Regions from separate parts of the Mus musculus genome. Here region 1 is linked to region 2. A link is a loop called in an ENCODE intact Hi-C map of the cell type or tissue named here. Cell type or tissue: left cerebral cortex. All regions are shown on one strand.

Evidence for each region. A loop is a pair of places that touch in the nucleus more often than their neighbours do. Peaks named below come from ENCODE experiments on the same cell type or tissue, not always from the same donor. Only the 100,000 strongest peaks of a DNase experiment are listed, where the experiment ranks them.
Region 1: it touches region 2 in a loop (2.6-fold over the local background); 28 of 42 quality-filtered maps call a loop at or near these places.

What each region holds. Positions count from the first base shown.
Region 1 is chr13:48,650,665-48,658,664 of GRCm38, forward strand. It overlaps Gm36606 (a long non-coding RNA gene), which reads right to left. Exons shown (of 4, transcript XR_382336.3): 2 at 4,368-4,509; 3 at 3,295-3,495; 4 at 2,058-2,306. Among named protein-coding and RNA genes, the nearest start is that of Gm36606, 8.1 kb to the right of the region's middle. In left cerebral cortex, CTCF peaks have their summits at 107 (motif pointing right), 3,315 (motif pointing right) and 5,165 (motif pointing right); DNase peaks (open chromatin) are centred at 3,340 and 5,156.
Region 2 is chr13:48,997,098-49,005,097 of GRCm38, forward strand. No RefSeq gene overlaps it. Among named protein-coding and RNA genes, the nearest start is that of Fam120aos, 33 kb to the left of the region's middle. In left cerebral cortex, a CTCF peak has its summit at 1,701 (motif pointing left); DNase peaks (open chromatin) are centred at 1,692 and 4,795.

The sequences.
Region 1 (8,000 bases), 350 kb before region 2:
CTTACATGAAATGTAATATAGTTCTCTGTATGGTTGGATTTTTATATGTATGGATGTTTTACCTGCATGTTCAATGATGCATTATAGGTATGCAATGCCCATGAAGGCCAGAAGAGGGCGTTGGAGTCATTACAGAAGGTTGTGAGCCACCATGTGGTTGCAAGAAACCTAACCCTGGTTTTCTGCTAGGGCAACAAGTGCTCATAACTTCTGAGCCACCTCTACAGAAGCCAGTCTGCTGATTTACTTTTAAAATGTGGGGTTTGTTCCTCTCTGCTAATGTCATTACCTCTGCTGTTTTTCAGTCTCCTTTCAATAATTGTTTGTTTGTTTGTTTGGCCCAGTTACAGCTCATGTTTTCTTGTTTCTGCACGCCTGATAATTTGCAACTGGATATTGGTTATCTAAGTTCCATGCTGTTGAGCTGTAAATGCTATGATATTATTTTAGAGACTGTTCCATTGGTCTGGCTACAGTTAGCTTATCTACAGTACAATCTGATTCTTTTGCTGTTTGATTGTCATAATTTTTGTTTTAAAGTAACTTCAGAGAAGTTCATTATCTGGGAAATATGCTTCTAAGCACAGCCCTGGTGTGTGGCTTTCTGCCCAGTATCGCGTGTTATCAGGCCGCTCAATTCAAACCTCCTCAACCCTATCTCCCCTGCAGGAACTGCTCTGACAAAGATGCCAATAAGTGGGGCTGGAGAGATGATGGCTCAGGGGTTAAGAGCACTGACTGCTCTTGCAGAGGTCCTGAGTTCAATTCCCAGCAACCACATGATGGCTCACAACCATCTGTAATGAGATCTGATGCCTTCTTCTGGTGTGTCTGAAGATAATGACATATACTTACATACATAAAATAAATAAATCTTTAAAAAGATGCCATGACTTCTTCCTCAATTTCTAGAGCTTTCTTTGTGGCTCTACTTCGTTTGTCCTAAACTTTCCAGCCTTCTTGATGTCCCCAGACCCTAATTTCTCTGTCCTTGTGAACATCTGTGATCTGCCATTCACCGTACTTGGAACTGACCCAGGCTGCCAGTGTGGCATTTGCCTCTTTCCAAAAGCTGCTAGTCACTGTGTCAATTTTTCCAATGGCTCCTCCCCTCTGCCTCCCTGTTCCTCCTCCCTCCCAGAATCACTGATATTGCTTTCAGGCGGTCCTCACACTTACCCTCTAGCAAGGCATCTTTCCCCTCTGGAGTCTAAACCCACATCCCCAGTTCAACTGGCAACTTTGAAAGGCTGGCTCCTTTCTAGCAGATAGCACACCACTGGTGGCTTTAGCAAACAAGCCCTAGTTCCTGCAGCTAAGCTCACAGCTGTTTGCTCCAGTCACAAGCTTGTCCAGTGTGTGTGCTGCTGGCCTGAGGGGGAGTTTACCACACAAGTGACTCTGAGATCCAGATCCCTTCACCTCCGCTCTTCCCCATCCTCTGTGTCTAGGCAACAAAAGGCTCAGACAGGTGGAATGGCATTCATTTGGTTAATGGTAAATCCTACTTCAGTATTTGGAGGATGGTTCAGTCAGTGAAGTGAGGGTCTGGGCCTATATCCTCAGCATCCACATAAAGGCCAGATGCCACAGTGCACATCTAGAAGCCCAGAAGCAAAGCACAGAGACTGGCAGCCAGTTGGTCTATCTAAAATGGCAAGTTCCAGGTTCAGCAAGAGACCCTGTCTCAAACCTAAGACGGAGGATCGATCAGTGACATGGTTCTACAATGAAGTCCCTTCCATGTGGTGGAAGGAGAGAACTACTCCCATAGCTTGTCCACTTGGAAGTGTAAGACTGGTGAGCCGTAGCTTATCGGGGACCCCCTGAGTGAACCACGCGGAGCCGGGAATCAATGCAAAAAGCAAGAGGAATTTATTGTTCCAGTGCACTGGGATCGTCCCAGACCTGAAGGAGAGGCAGCAACACCCTGAGGTGTTTGGTGACTTTGGTGAGTTTTTATATGGTTTCCAGGGGTGGAATAGAGCATCAGCAACTAGGTACAATATGATTGGCAGAATAGTGCACCCTTTAAACTGATTGGTCTTTAGGGAATGAGGTAGGAAGGGCTTACTCAGCCTCTCCCTTCTGGCCTACATGCTCTCTGGGCTGTCTCTTCCAGGAGGGGTCCAGTGGAATTTTCCAATGGCTCTCAGCTAACATCTTCAGAAGAAGTAGGGATTGGCTACAGTAAAGTTGAAGCTAGCTCCACCTGGGTGGTGCCTTTATTCTCCAGACTTCCCTTCACGTCTTCTTGGGGCCTCTGAGAGTATCCAGTAAGAGAGGCTGAGATGTGTCACTGAAGCCTGCTAGGGAAGAAGAGGGTGAAGGTGGAGCTGTGTCAGAGGCAAGGCTGACACAACAGATGCCAGGCCAGGGGCCAAGCAGCTGTCTCAGGACCAAATTCTATGCACGCTCATCCTGCCTCCCAGAGCCCGGCCCAGCAAGTTAAAAACTATGGGAGCAGGAGGAACCAACAGATCTGATTGGCAGCTGCTGCTGGCCCACCTTGGTCTATAACTCCCTTGCTGGTAAGCTCTGCTACTTGATTGGGTGTCACTGCTGATCCAGCTCAGGACCTGCCTAGGTTAGAAACACTTCCCCCCTCTGGACAATGTCCCCCTCTGAGTAGTAATTTCTATGTTTGTTTGTTTCATTTGCTTTGATTTTCCTGTTTTTCCCCCCAGGCTGACTTTGAATTCCTTGCAATCCTCCTGCCTCATTCTCCAGAATATTGGATCACCACATCTAGCTTGTTGTCACTTTTAATCATAGTAAGATGGTACCCTGTCAATGCCACACAGTTCCTGCCCACACCTATCAGCCTGGCAAAAGGGATTCCCTGAGCAGTGGCAAACGTTTCAGAGACAGAGAGAGGTCTTGGCCCCTTGGTAAGCAGGCTCACTGATGTGGTGACTCTAAAGTTTGTTCCTGGTTGTTGATGACAGAGACCCAGCTGGGCATCCTGGCAGACAGGCTTCCTGCCCAGGATCTCAGAGGCTGTGGGCCAAGTGTCTGCCCTGCTGTGGTCTCTGCTCAGCCAATGAAGTGTCTTCTTCTGAGCTCACCTGGATAGGAGGCAGACTCTCTTCCTTACTGCAGGGTTCTGGCCATTAGCCTTCCCCCAGCCCCACTCCAAGTCCCCAAGAACATCTCGGACCTCAGGAAGGCCCTAAAGGCTTCTTAAAGCCATCGCCCAATTAGATCAATCCAAGTCAATTAGCTCCTTAGCTAATTACAAATTACATTTGCCATAAAGGTAGCACGGTGTGGACCGCGGCGGCAGTGCTTTACCTTGGTGGATTATGCAAGAAACGGACACCAGGGGGCGACCTTAGAGTTAGCCTGCCACACGGATCTCCCAGCTTCCATGGACCAGCAGCAAAAAATAGCAGAGCGAGGGAGCCAATGATTTTCCAAGGTAGAGTGAGTTTTGAATCCGAAGTGCAAAGATAGAATGTGTTTCCTTCTTCTGGCCCTCACGTTGCTTATCCTCTAGGAAAGGGACACACAGGTTAAAGAGCTTAAAGTAATATCGTTTCTAACCCCACTTATTCCTGTGCAAACAGAAGGGAATAATCAGGACTGTCAGGCACAAGCCACATAGTCTAGTGTGGCAGTCTTCATTCCCTAGACAGAGATGTGGTGGGACAGGGTAGATTCAAAAAGAAAAAAGGGGTGGGGTGGGTGGTGACTTGCCCACTAGAGAGGCCAGTACTCTGGGTATCTTGAGCCATGGCATCTTAGGATAACTAGCCTGCTGTATACAAGCTGCTTCCTGGGCCCTTGCAAGCCCTCCCTGTCCAATGGTCAGGTCCTGGAACTCAGGAAATGGAAGGGCTGATGCAGCCCATCTCCACTCAGCATGAGGTAAGGCCCATGGTGCTGGGTTCAGATCCAGAAGTGAAGCATGGAGTGTGGAGTAGAGCAGTAGAGACCTCTGGTCAGCTGGGGCTTCGAGGCTGAGCCTCAGTAGCTGGGGGGTGGGGGGGTGGGGTGAAGGAAGAGTGGGTGTGGAGTCAGAAGGTAGCACTGAAGTATCCTCAAGGGACTGCTGGTTCCAAAGCCAGCCCTGCTAACTCAAGCAAATGGGCCACCACTCCTCTATGCCTTCTGGTAGTCTCCTTGCTGGCAAATTAAAGGTAAAAATGTCCATCTCAGCTAGATGTGGTGGCGCACACCTATAATTCCAGTACTTGAGATGCTGAGGTGGAAGGATCACAAGTGGGAGGTCAGCCTGGGTTAAATATTGGGGGGTGAGGGCAGCTTCCTGGAGTAGAAGATATAAGACTAGATGAGACATCACGGGAACAGGGAAGGATTCAGGGCCTTGGAGGATAGATACCTTGTTGAAAAAGCCATGCTACCTCAGGTGCTTCTGGAAGTAACTTGGACTTCATGTTACACCATGCCACCTCTGTAGAAAGCTGTCTCCTGCCTTGCCATGCCCATAGCCTTGGGTCATCCTTGCAAGCTCCTAGGTCCACCTCAGCAGCTGGACTGTGTTCCCTGAGAGCAGATAAAATGTCATTTTCTTTCCATCGGAAGCGCCAGTGAGGCAGTACATGACCAGGGAAAGAAGATACTAGATTTTCTTTCTTTAAAAAAAAAAAGTTTGACTTAGGTTGCTGCAGCAATGGCTGAGGAGGTTAAGGGCCCTTGCTGCCCTTCCAGAAGACCCAGGGTTGGTCCCTGACACCCCACTCCACATGTTGTTTCACAACTATCTGTAACTAACTTTACAGGATCAGTTCAGATCCCCAGAATCCATATTAAAAAGTTAGGAATGGAGGTGCACACCTATAGCCCCAGTGCTGGGGGGAAAGAGATGGGACATGTGGGGATCACTGTACAAGTGGTCTTGCAAACAGGGGAGCCCCCAGGTTCAATAAGAGACCCTGTCACAAAATAAGATTCAGTTAAGTAGACAAAGACACACAATATTGCCCCTAGCCTCAACGTGTATCAGATGTGTACACCATCCACAAACACACGCACACACCACACACACACACACACACACACACACCGTTTTCCCACTCCTGGCTCCCGGCAACCCCTGCTCTGTTTGTTTCCACATGCTGGCCTCAAGCGGTCTGATTTTCCCTTTCCAGAGATGTCCCCAGTGAGTCTAGTTTAGACATAATGTGACCAGCAGAGGGCAGAAGAATCCTGGAAGATGAGGGGGTGGAGCAACGAGCCCGCTTTTGAGCGAAATTTCCTGGAAAAAGTCTCAACTGGCCTCACAACTATAAAAGCCACTCTTCTGCCATATTCTTCCCCTTTGCCTAGTCCTTGCAGAATTTGTCACTTGGCAGCTGCAAAGGCTCAGGGCTTGGGAAACCCCAGCAAGTCCGGGCCACAGCCTCCTGTCCATCCATGTATCAGCAGCTGGAGAGGATTTAGATGGAACTGAGGGAGATGGGAAAGGATGTAGCCAGGGTGGGAACTCTCTCCCCTGGGGTGGCCTTCCCTGACACTGATGCTCCAAGTCACTGGGCTCTCAGAGGACTGTAAGGTCTGCCACTGAAGGGGATGGGTACCCGGGCACCCCATCACAAGGAGTGTGCAGGGTAAATGACTCGGCTCCAAAGACTTGTGTGAGACTGACTGAGGAGATGACTGTGTAGCTGGACTGACCTGTAATCCCAGGACTTGGGAGCTGGAGGAAGAGGATCAGGAGTTTAAGACTAGCCTTGGCTACATAGTACAGAATTGCCTGTGCTATATAAGACACAAACAGAGTGGGATGGAAAGGAAAAAATAAATAAAAAGAGATATCAGGAGGGAGGCACAGGCGGGTGAGTTCCTCAAGTTCAAAGCCAGCCTGGTCTACATAGGGAGACCCACCCCCACCCCCATCTCAGGAAACTTAAAAAAGGAAAGAGAATGAGACAGAGAGAGAGAGAGAGAGAGAGAGAGAGAGAGAGAGCTGCATTTTATTCAGTTAAGGGTTTGGGTATGGTATTGGTATTCCCATTTTAAACTGATGAAAATGTAGGAACATTTTAAATTGCTGGGGGGAAAAAAAACAGAGACAGGCTGAGGAGATGGCTCTTGTGACACTCAGGGTGCCACCAAACAAACAGGTGCTTCTCTCAGTGGTGAGGGGACAACTAAACACATTTTAAAGCTACAGTAACCCAGAGAGAGAGAGACAGAGACAGAGACAGAGACAGACAGAGAGAGACAGAGACAGACAGAGAGAGACAGAGACAGAGAGACAGAGACAGAGAGTTGCAGTCTGAAGATGGATTATAGCCCAAAAAATTGGTGAACGGCCATTCCCCGCCTGATTTCATAAGGTAGTCATGCTGGAAATTGAGCTCACACTTTTCAGTGGTGGGAAAAAAATCAAGATGGGAATACTGTTTCATGATGTGAAGATTGTGTCAAAGTTAAATTTCAGGGCACACAGATGAAGTTGGACTGGAGCAGAGCCACGTGACCTGAAACAGTCAACACATGACCGAAAAAGCATGAGGTTTGTACTTGTCTATATTCTTACAGTAAAAGTAAAAGGCGTTTGGTCCCTGGTGGAGGCTGTTAAGAGTGGGCAGAAACATCTTCAAGAGAGACACACCCCACCCCATCCCTCATGCCCTCATACCCCAGTCCTAGTTGGAGTCAGAGGCCTGAGGATCAGGAGCCTAGAACCCATCTCAGTAACAGCAAATTCAAATTTGAGGCCAACCTGGGCTACAATGAGACTATTTATAAACAAACAAACAAACAAACACCTGTCTCTTTGGGTTTTTGTTTGTTTGCTTGCTTGTGTTGTTTGTTCATCATTTGGGGAGAACATTTGGGGGGAGGGAGGTCCTGGGTGCTCAGTGAGGTCACCTGTGGGTATTTGTGACATGTGATCAGTTAAGCCTGGCCTTTAAGACCATTCCTGGCGCCATAGTGAATTTGAGGCCACCCAGAGCTACACAAAACTCGAACACAGAAAAATACCATGTGAGGAGAGAGGGCGGAAAAGCACAGAACATGCAGAGGTGGCAGTAGCCGATACCCTCACTACATGCCAGTTCAGAAAACAGACAGGAGCAAGGTAGCCTGGATTCATGGTAGGAGGCTGGTCTTGGGGACTTACATCTGAAGAATATGGTGGCTGTATCTTCTCCATGCCCCTGGGAGGACCCAAATCCCTTCTGAGGCAAAAGCATCACCAGAGCTGACAATGTCCTCCTGAGGGAGTGGAAGGAAAGAGCCTCGCAAAGCTGCCCAGCTCTGCTGCTCTCACCCGTTTGAGTTTCCTGACAAGCCTTGTATTTGGAGCGCTGTCAGGGAGGACCAGGGACTCCTCCCACGAATGCAGTGCAGCTAAAGAGCTCGTGGGATAGCGTCTAGATAGATTCCGGTCTGTCTCACCACCGCTGACTCCTCATGGTGCTCAGGCTAGAATGAGACCCTACCCCATAAACAAGCCAGAAACCCCTCCAAGGGCTCTGTAGATTTAATTCCTTACTAGAAGCATTAAAGATCAGGGTGTCTGCAACGGGTGCCACAGGCCTTTGTGACTGCCTCTACCTTAGCTGTTAGAAATAATGGGGGAACTATGATTTAGCGATCCCGGGCGGGCGGGGGGGGGGGGGACGACAGAAAGGCGCAAGGGATCCTGTGCTAGAGTTGGGGAGATAAGAAGAGGGAGAAATGGGTGAATGGGAAATTGAAAAAAAAAAAAAACAAAAGGAAGAGAGTAAAAAGAGGGTCGTCTTCCATCCCGACATTTCTTACTATCTTCCAGCTGCCACCACTCTGGTGCCTCTTCTTTTCTGCAGCAAAAACTTTTCTGCAAGGCCAGTCTGCGGTTTTTAAATTTAACCAGGACTTTGGCAGAATCCCGGGTGCGAGCCAGGCGGCCAGAGCGGGTGGCGGGGCACCTGCCCACAAAGGGCTTGGAAGCGTTGCCTCAAGACTGTCAGTCACCACGACGGTCATCTCTTTACCCAAAGGGACAGGAATCTTGCAGTCCCCAGCCTGCACTCTGCGCGGAG
Region 2 (8,000 bases):
ACAAATCCTCACCTATGAACAGGTGAGTGTAAAAAATTAAAATGTTACATATATGTTACAGTATGTTAACATAATTGTAACATAAATGTTACATATACTAAATGGAATAGTTTAACAATAAAAGTAATGGAATTTTGACTCATATACTAAATGGAATAGTTTAACAATAAAAAGAATGGAATTTTGACTCATAAACTACATGAATTGTGCTAGCTTTCTGTCACTGGAACAAAGAACCTTAGAAAATACATTTATAAGATGGACAGATTTACTTATATAAGTTCTCAAGCTCAGGCTTGGCCTCAAAATCCATGTTTGTCCTCAGTGACCCACCTTCCAGTAGGCCTCACCTCCTTGAGTTTGCACCCCCTCCCAACACCACCATCCCCCACAGCTACTAAGTCTGACATCATCATGATGGTGTAGTATGCTGTGCTGAGTGAAACAAGGCCCACACCAAAGGACAAACATTGTATGGCTCAGTGACTTTGAAGTATTTAGAACTGGTAAATTTGCAGAGAAAAAGTGCATGGGGCAAACAGGCTGAGGAGAGGGGACTCGTTCATGGGGACAACTTTAGAATGATGTGTTTCTGGAAACAGCTACAATGTTTGCAGGAGACTCTGAGTACCATTAATGCAGCAGTATTTACAAATTTAAAAGGGTTAAATGGTGGATGTTATGTTGTATATATTTTACCAAAAACTTAGAAAATATAATGGGGGGGGTTGTTGGAGAGACAGTCCACTGATTATGAACACTGGCTGTTCTTGCAGGGGATCCAGGTTCAGTTCTCAGCCTCCTCGAGGTGTCTCACACCTGTTTATAACTTCAGTTCTAGGGGATTCAGAGCCCTCCTGGCTTTATAGGACACTGAGTACTCGTGGTGTACAGACATACATGTAACCAAAACACCCATATACATAAAATGAAAATCTTAAAAATATATATTTGGGTACTGGGATCTATCTATCTAGCACTTGCCTGGCATGCGAGATGCCCTAGGTTCTGTCCTTAGCACTAAAACCCAAATTCCCCCTCTGCAAAGGAAAGGTACCTACTGCATTCAAACACAGCCCCACTCCCGGCTCTGTGAGACAAGTGAGAAAGATGTCATGAGACATCCATGCAACTCCTGGAATGTCTCTACCCACAATTCCCTTCCGCAGCCTACCTCCTCAAAGCTGTATTCTCAACAAAGAACTCCTGCCTTGAAAGTCCTCAAACAGCCTTTCAGTTAGATAAGCTAATGACCCAGAAGTGGCTTCTCTGTGCTAGGTCTCATTTCTTCATGATGAGCTGAGCTGAGATGGGTTAGTCAAATGCCTACTGATATCGGCTTCCAATTTGTACACACCCAACTGTTTTAAATAGCCTCCAGACGATCAGATTTTAAGTCACTTAGAACCTGCCTGGTTTGCATACTGGGAAACCTGGGCCCAGCGTTTGCTAAAGTTAAGATTAACCCCCAAACTGTGATGACCCTGGAGTCATTGTTGTTCCTGGGATTCTGTGACCTAGACTGTCCCCTCCACACTGCCGGGTCATATCACCCAGCCCCGCCAGCACTCCCACAGCTCTAAAGGGTCTCTCTCCTTTGTGTGTGCTCCCCAACCTCTGACCACCTCTTGCCCAAGGGACTTCCATAGACTCACCTCTTCAAGTTTTTGAGTTCTACTGCCACCTTGTGGTCACATTTCCTTCGTACTCCCGTTTTCCTCTTGAACCCCAGTCCCAACTGTGATTGTTCTGAGTAGAGGGCCTCTTTGGAAGCAGCCAGCAGATAGGATCACAGAATCAAACAGCCTGGCCTCTAGTTTTGTCATCCTGCAGGTGGTTGGCTGTGAGCCTAGACCGGGACTCGAGTTCCTTGAAGCCTCATCTATAAAAAGGGACCAACAGAGGTACCTGTCGTGAGGTGCCGTCTTAAGGATTAAATGGGTTGTCTACCCAGAAAGAGTCTGATCCAAGATAAGTGCCCAAGCAGTAGAGCTGTGGTTTTCTGTGTGAATGAAAGAGTATTCAGGTTCTTTGAAGCTCATCAGGGCAAAATTTCATTAATATAGCCTCCGAATACATTTCAGTTCACAGGCACATGGTAGACACAGCGTGTTAACAACTCTGCAATCTGTTCAATGTAATAATATATTGGAAGACAGTTTTGGGTGAGACCCACAGGTCGAGATCATAATATTTTTGGCCTCAGAAGTCCTCCAAACAAAACAGGCCATTGCCATTGTTCCTAAAACTTAGCATTCCCCCAAACTCTCCAAGGCCCTAGCCAAATTCAGAGTTACTTGAACCCCTAGCAGTAGAGTCAACCAATCAAGAGAAAAGTCATCTATCCCTCCATGGAATTCCCCTAAACCTGCATAAAAGAATGCCTGCAAGCCCCCTCAAAGGGTCTCCACTTAGCTCTGGAGTACCCCTGCATGCTGATCTTTTCTGCAGAATAAACACTCTTTGCCTTTGCATACTATTTGAGCCTGAGGTGTCATCCTTCAGTGATTCACAGACCCTAACAGCAGGATCTAGAAAAATCAAGCTGGAAGTGTGCCAGAAGCCTCTTCCCTGCTGGGTAGCTTCCACAGTGCTGGAAGGGGCTGTACAGGACTCTAGAGAAGAAACATCACCGGTAGAATTGCCTAGCAGTATATCCTCCAGGATATAACACTAGCTGCACACAAGGTATGCCAACTGGCACATTAGTGGCATGACTGTTAATGGGATAATCAAATACTTTCTGATTGGATTTGAGGCTCACTCACTGGGAGGGAATCCATGTCTGGTACTGGTCAAAAGCCCATAGCTGGGGACAACATAGGCTACAGTGGGAAACCTATCAATATTGTTTTGCTAAGTGGACACTGCTTGTAAAACGTATAAATGCCTTCTAAATATTTATGTTTATGCCTATAGAATAGTGCTACTTTGATCTTAGTTACCAAAGCTTAGTTTTGCAATGGGTAGTGTGTTGGTGCCAAAATGTGTAACTAGTCAAACTGCAATGTATAGGTAACTGTTAAATGTTTAACCCTAAACATAACATCCGCGTCCACCCTCTCCTCAAAACTCGGGGACGTCACTGAAGAGTGGTTGGGGAAGAATGTAAGAGTTAGCCTGGCAGTGGTGATGTAAGCCTTTGGTCCTAGCACTCAAGAGGCAGAGGCAGGAACATCTCTGTGAGTGCAAGGCCAGTCTGGTCTACAGAGTGAGTTCCAGGACAGCCAGGCCTACAAAGAGAAATCCTGTAAGATGCAAGTAAGAGCTGAAGGGTGAGGAGTTCTGTGAAATGATGTCATCTGGTCATGCCATGGTCACTGCACATATGAACTCACAGCAGCTGTGGTTACATGCCCAAGACCTGCACAAAACAGAGCCCATCAGCACTCCAGCATTTATGAAAGAAGGCCTTCTGAGACCCGCACACCGCCTCCCCCTTAGTAAGGAGCTAGTCAGTTAATGCTGCTTGGGGAGGGGGGAACATTTTTTTTCTTCCAGTGGAGTAGCGTCTGATAATTTGCCCATGGTCCAATAAGTAACCTCAAACCCAAATAAAAGAAATGATAAACTATGAAAAGGAAAATAATAACAACAATTTAGAGCTCAGTTGGTCAAATACTCACCCGGTAAGCATAAGGGTCGGGATTCAGTGCCCATGCAGAGAATGCTGAGTCCGGTAGGGTCAATGCAAACCCAAAACTCTCACCTCAAAGGGAAGGAAAGAGTGTTTATTCTGAAGCTAAATATGAGTGGCCAGGGCTAGGGAATGCAGGTTCAGGCTACCCCAAATTCCTTATTCCAATGTGGTAATGGTTCAATAAAGTTGGGTTTTGTTTGTTTGTTTGTTTTAGCAACAGAACAAAGAATGTTATAAATGAAGACACTTTTTACAAATATTGGCGAAGACATTACAGCAGAGCAGCTAGAGGCTTCAGATGCTAGTCGATGACACTCTTAACTTTTTGGCTGGTAGAAAGAGGTTTTGTCCAGTTAATACATTCTGAAGGGTTTTATCTGTTAGTCACAGGAAGTTAGGTGAGACATGGAGTACTAAGGGATGGTGGTTTAGGGGGCCAGAGATAGCCCAAGATAAACTGTAATTTGGCTGTGAACCTGCAACTTCCCAACCTCTGCACAGTCACTGGAGTCCTAATGGGTTAATCAGCTTTGAGGAAGGTTCAACAGATGAAGAGCTTCTGTCTGGGTCCTGTCCCCTCAGCAGTGCTCCCTGGAGCTCAATGATGCACCAAACCGATGAGACATCCTGTCTTAGTGGTGCCTGAGGGAATGACACCCCTGTAGCCTCCACGGAGACATGCATGTATCGGTGCCCCCTCCCCACTCAAAAATCATTCTTTTTGTTTGAGACAAAATTTCATTATGCAGCCCAGACTGGCTTCAAACTTACAACCCTCCTGCCTCTACCTCCCAAGTTTTGGGATTTCGTGTGTGTATCTGATGTGAGATAATTTTTACATAGCTCTATTACAGGGTGATAAACATACACATTGCTATCTGGGGGCAGTTGAGTGGTCTTTTTTTTTTTTTTATATGCTGGTGTCTGGAGTTATGAGAGGTCTTCTCTTTCTTCCTTACTTTGAGTTTTTATTGTTGGTACAGTGCACCCAGAAACATGACAGTGACAGAAATTAAGCAGAGGAACAGTGACAATGGCAGAGTCTGTTGGGGTAATGGCAATAGGCAGCACTGAAGATGGAGAACGGCCAGGGCCAAAACCACAGGGAGCAGAAACAGGACGGCAGGGCTATGAGGAGCTGACAGTGCTGCAGGCCCTCTCCCTGGAAGCCTCTGGGGAAGCTGCCAAGACTTCAAAGCTGAGCAAGGCCTTCAGACACAGTCTGCCCAAGGGCTTTAGTATCTCCCGCTTTAGGGCCAAGATTGCTGGCAAAGGAAGCAATTCTCCCTGCCTGTCCATAATACCTGTTTGGATAGCATAAAAAGTCCCTAGCTGATCAGTTACAGGGAGACTTCAGAAATAAAACATGTTCCATACCTGTAGAAACAGAGGCTACACCATGGACTCTGTCTCAGTAAGCAGGAGCTAAGAGCTGGGCAGAATCTTCATTTCCTGTTAATAGTCCCCATAGAAGACAGTCACATGCTGTCCAGTGCAGCCACTGCTGAGCACAACGCTGAGGGACATTTTCTCAAGTTCTGTAGATTGCACTAGAGTCCAGAGAGAGTACTTCTCCAAAACAAGTTCTTTTATTTTTTATTTTATGTATGCATGTAAATCTTAGTTAGGGTTTTACTGATGTGAATAGACACCATGACCAAGGCAACTCTTACAAGGACATTTAATTGGGGCTGGCTTACAGGTTCAGAGGTTCAGTCCATTATCATCAAGGCAGGAGCATGGCAGCATCCAGGGAGACATGGTGCAGGCAGAGCTGAGTTCTACATCTTCCTCTGAAGGCTGCCAGCAGAATACTAACTTCCAGGCAGCTAGGATGAGGGTCTTAAAGCCCACACCCACAGTGACACACCTACTCCAACAGGGCCACACACCTTTAATAATGCCTGGGCAGAGCATATAGAAACCATCACATGTATGTATGCTGTGTTTTGTGACAAGTTCTATCTATGTAATCCCAGATATCCAGGAACTTGCTTTATAAACCAGGCTGGTCCTCAATTCACAGAGAATTAACTGTCCTAGATTATCTTTGTAGACCAGGCTGGCCTCAAACTCACAGACCCACCTGCCTCTGCCTCCCAAGTGCTGAGGTTAAAGGTGTACATCACCAGGCTCAGACACTACATGTGTGTGTGTGTGTGTGTGTGTGTGTGTGTGTGTGTGTGCAGGTGTATATGTGTTATGTGTGTATCAATCCATGAAGAGACCAGAGATCAATTTCGGATGTTATTCCTCGGGGGACACCCATTTTATTTACTTATTTATTATACATGTACTCATGTGTGTGTGTGTCTGTGTGTGTGTCTGTGTGTGTACATGTGTGTGTATGTGTATGTATGTATGTGTGTACATTCATGTCCGTGAATGTGGATGTAAATGTGGGTATATGGAGATCAGAGGACAACTTGGGTGTTGCTCCTCACCTTTTATCTCTGGGCAGGTCTCTGTTGTCCTGATGTGTGACCCAAGTTTCTGGGATTCTCCTGTCTCTGGCTCACACTGGGGATTACAGACAATTGTATATGTCCCTTTTCTCTTCCTCTCTTTCTGTCTGTCAGTCTGTCTTTTTTCTTTTGGATTTTTTGAGACAGGGTTTCTCTGTGTAACAGCCTTAACTGTCCTAGATTATCTTTGTAGACCAGGCTGGCCTCAAACTCACAGACCCACCTGCCTCTGCCTCCTGAGTGTTGGGATTAAGGGCCTGTGCCCCCATGCCTGGCCCACACATCCCATTTCTTATGTGGGTCCCAGGGATTCAGATGCTCTTGCTTGTGCACCAGTTGTTTTTACTGAGCCTCGTCCTTTGAGACAGGGTTCTCCTTGGCCTGCAGGTTTCTCATCTGCTGGGTTGGTTAGACCCAGAGTTTTGCTTGTCTGTCCTGCCTCTTCCCCAGAGCTGGCATTGTAAGCTAAGCACACATCACCATCAAGATTTCAAACACTTGCCTTGCAAGGCAAGCATTGTACCAACTGTGACTTCCCCAGCACTCCCTCGCAGCTTCTTAGCATGTACTTAGTCGTGTTTGTTTGGTTTTGGTTGTTTGGTGTTCATTCTCTGGGTAGCCCTGGCTGCCTTGAAACTCACTTGATAGACCATGCTGGCTTGAACTCAGAAAGAGCCACCTACCTCTGCCTAATGAGTGAGTGCCGGGATTAAAGCTGCGCACTACACTGCCCAGTAAGATGCACTTCTTTGGATGCATTAACTCCACAATAACGGAGCCTCTGCAGTGAGAATAAGTAATTTATTTTCAACTAGATTAAAAGGTCCTGTTTCAGAATTCAAAGCCAACCTTGAGATTTGGTATAAACAGAGTTTAAGATGGTATAGACACTATGTATGCTGTGAGCTGCCAGAAGGAACTCTGACAGATTGACTTGTCTATATATTGGTCAGTCTAAAACAGTGATAACGGGGCCTAGCAAACACAGAAGTGGATGCTCACAGTCAGCTATTGGATGGATCACAGGGCCCCCAATGGAGGAGCTAGAGAAATTACCCAAGGAGCTGAAGGGATCTGCAACCCTATAGGTGGGACAACATTATGAACTAACCAGTACCCCGGAGCTCTTGACTCTAGCTGCATATGCATCAAAAGATGGCCTAGTCGGCCATCACTGGAAAGAGAGGCCCATTGGACATGCAAACTTTATATGCCCCAGTACAGGGGAACGCCAGGGCCAAAAGGGGGGAGTGGGTGGGTAGGGGAGTGGGTGGGAGGGTATGGGGGACTTCTGGGATAGCATTGGAAATGTAAATGAGGAAAATACCTAATAAAAAGTATAAAAAAAAAAGAAAAAATAATAAAACTGTGATAAAAACTCACAACACGCCGGGCATGGTGGCGCACACCTTTGATCCCAGCACTTGGGAGGCAGAGGCAGGCGGATTTCTGAGTTCGAGGCCAACCTGGTCTACAGAATAAGTTCCAGGACAGCCGGGGCTACGCAGAGAAACCCTGTCTCAGAAAACAAACAAACAAAAAAAACTCACAACACCTAAGCAATGATTACTGTCGAAATGTGTGCTATTCTCATTAGGTTATCACCACTGCACACAGATTAATTTAGGATCTTCTCACCAGCAGCCATGGCTTCTTGTGTGACTTTGCTCTTTCCTTTTTCTCAACTTGAGATTTCAAGGTCTGTCTTTTCCTGTGTGCACGTGCACGAGTGCGTGTGATCATGCATATGTATGTATCTCTGTGTGTGTGTGTATCTCTCTATGTGTATATGTTTGCGTGTCTGTCTCTCTGTTCACAGATACACGTCACAGCGTGTGCGAGGTCAGTGAACACTTTGAAGGAGTAGCTTTGTCCTTTCGCCGTGAAGGTACCAG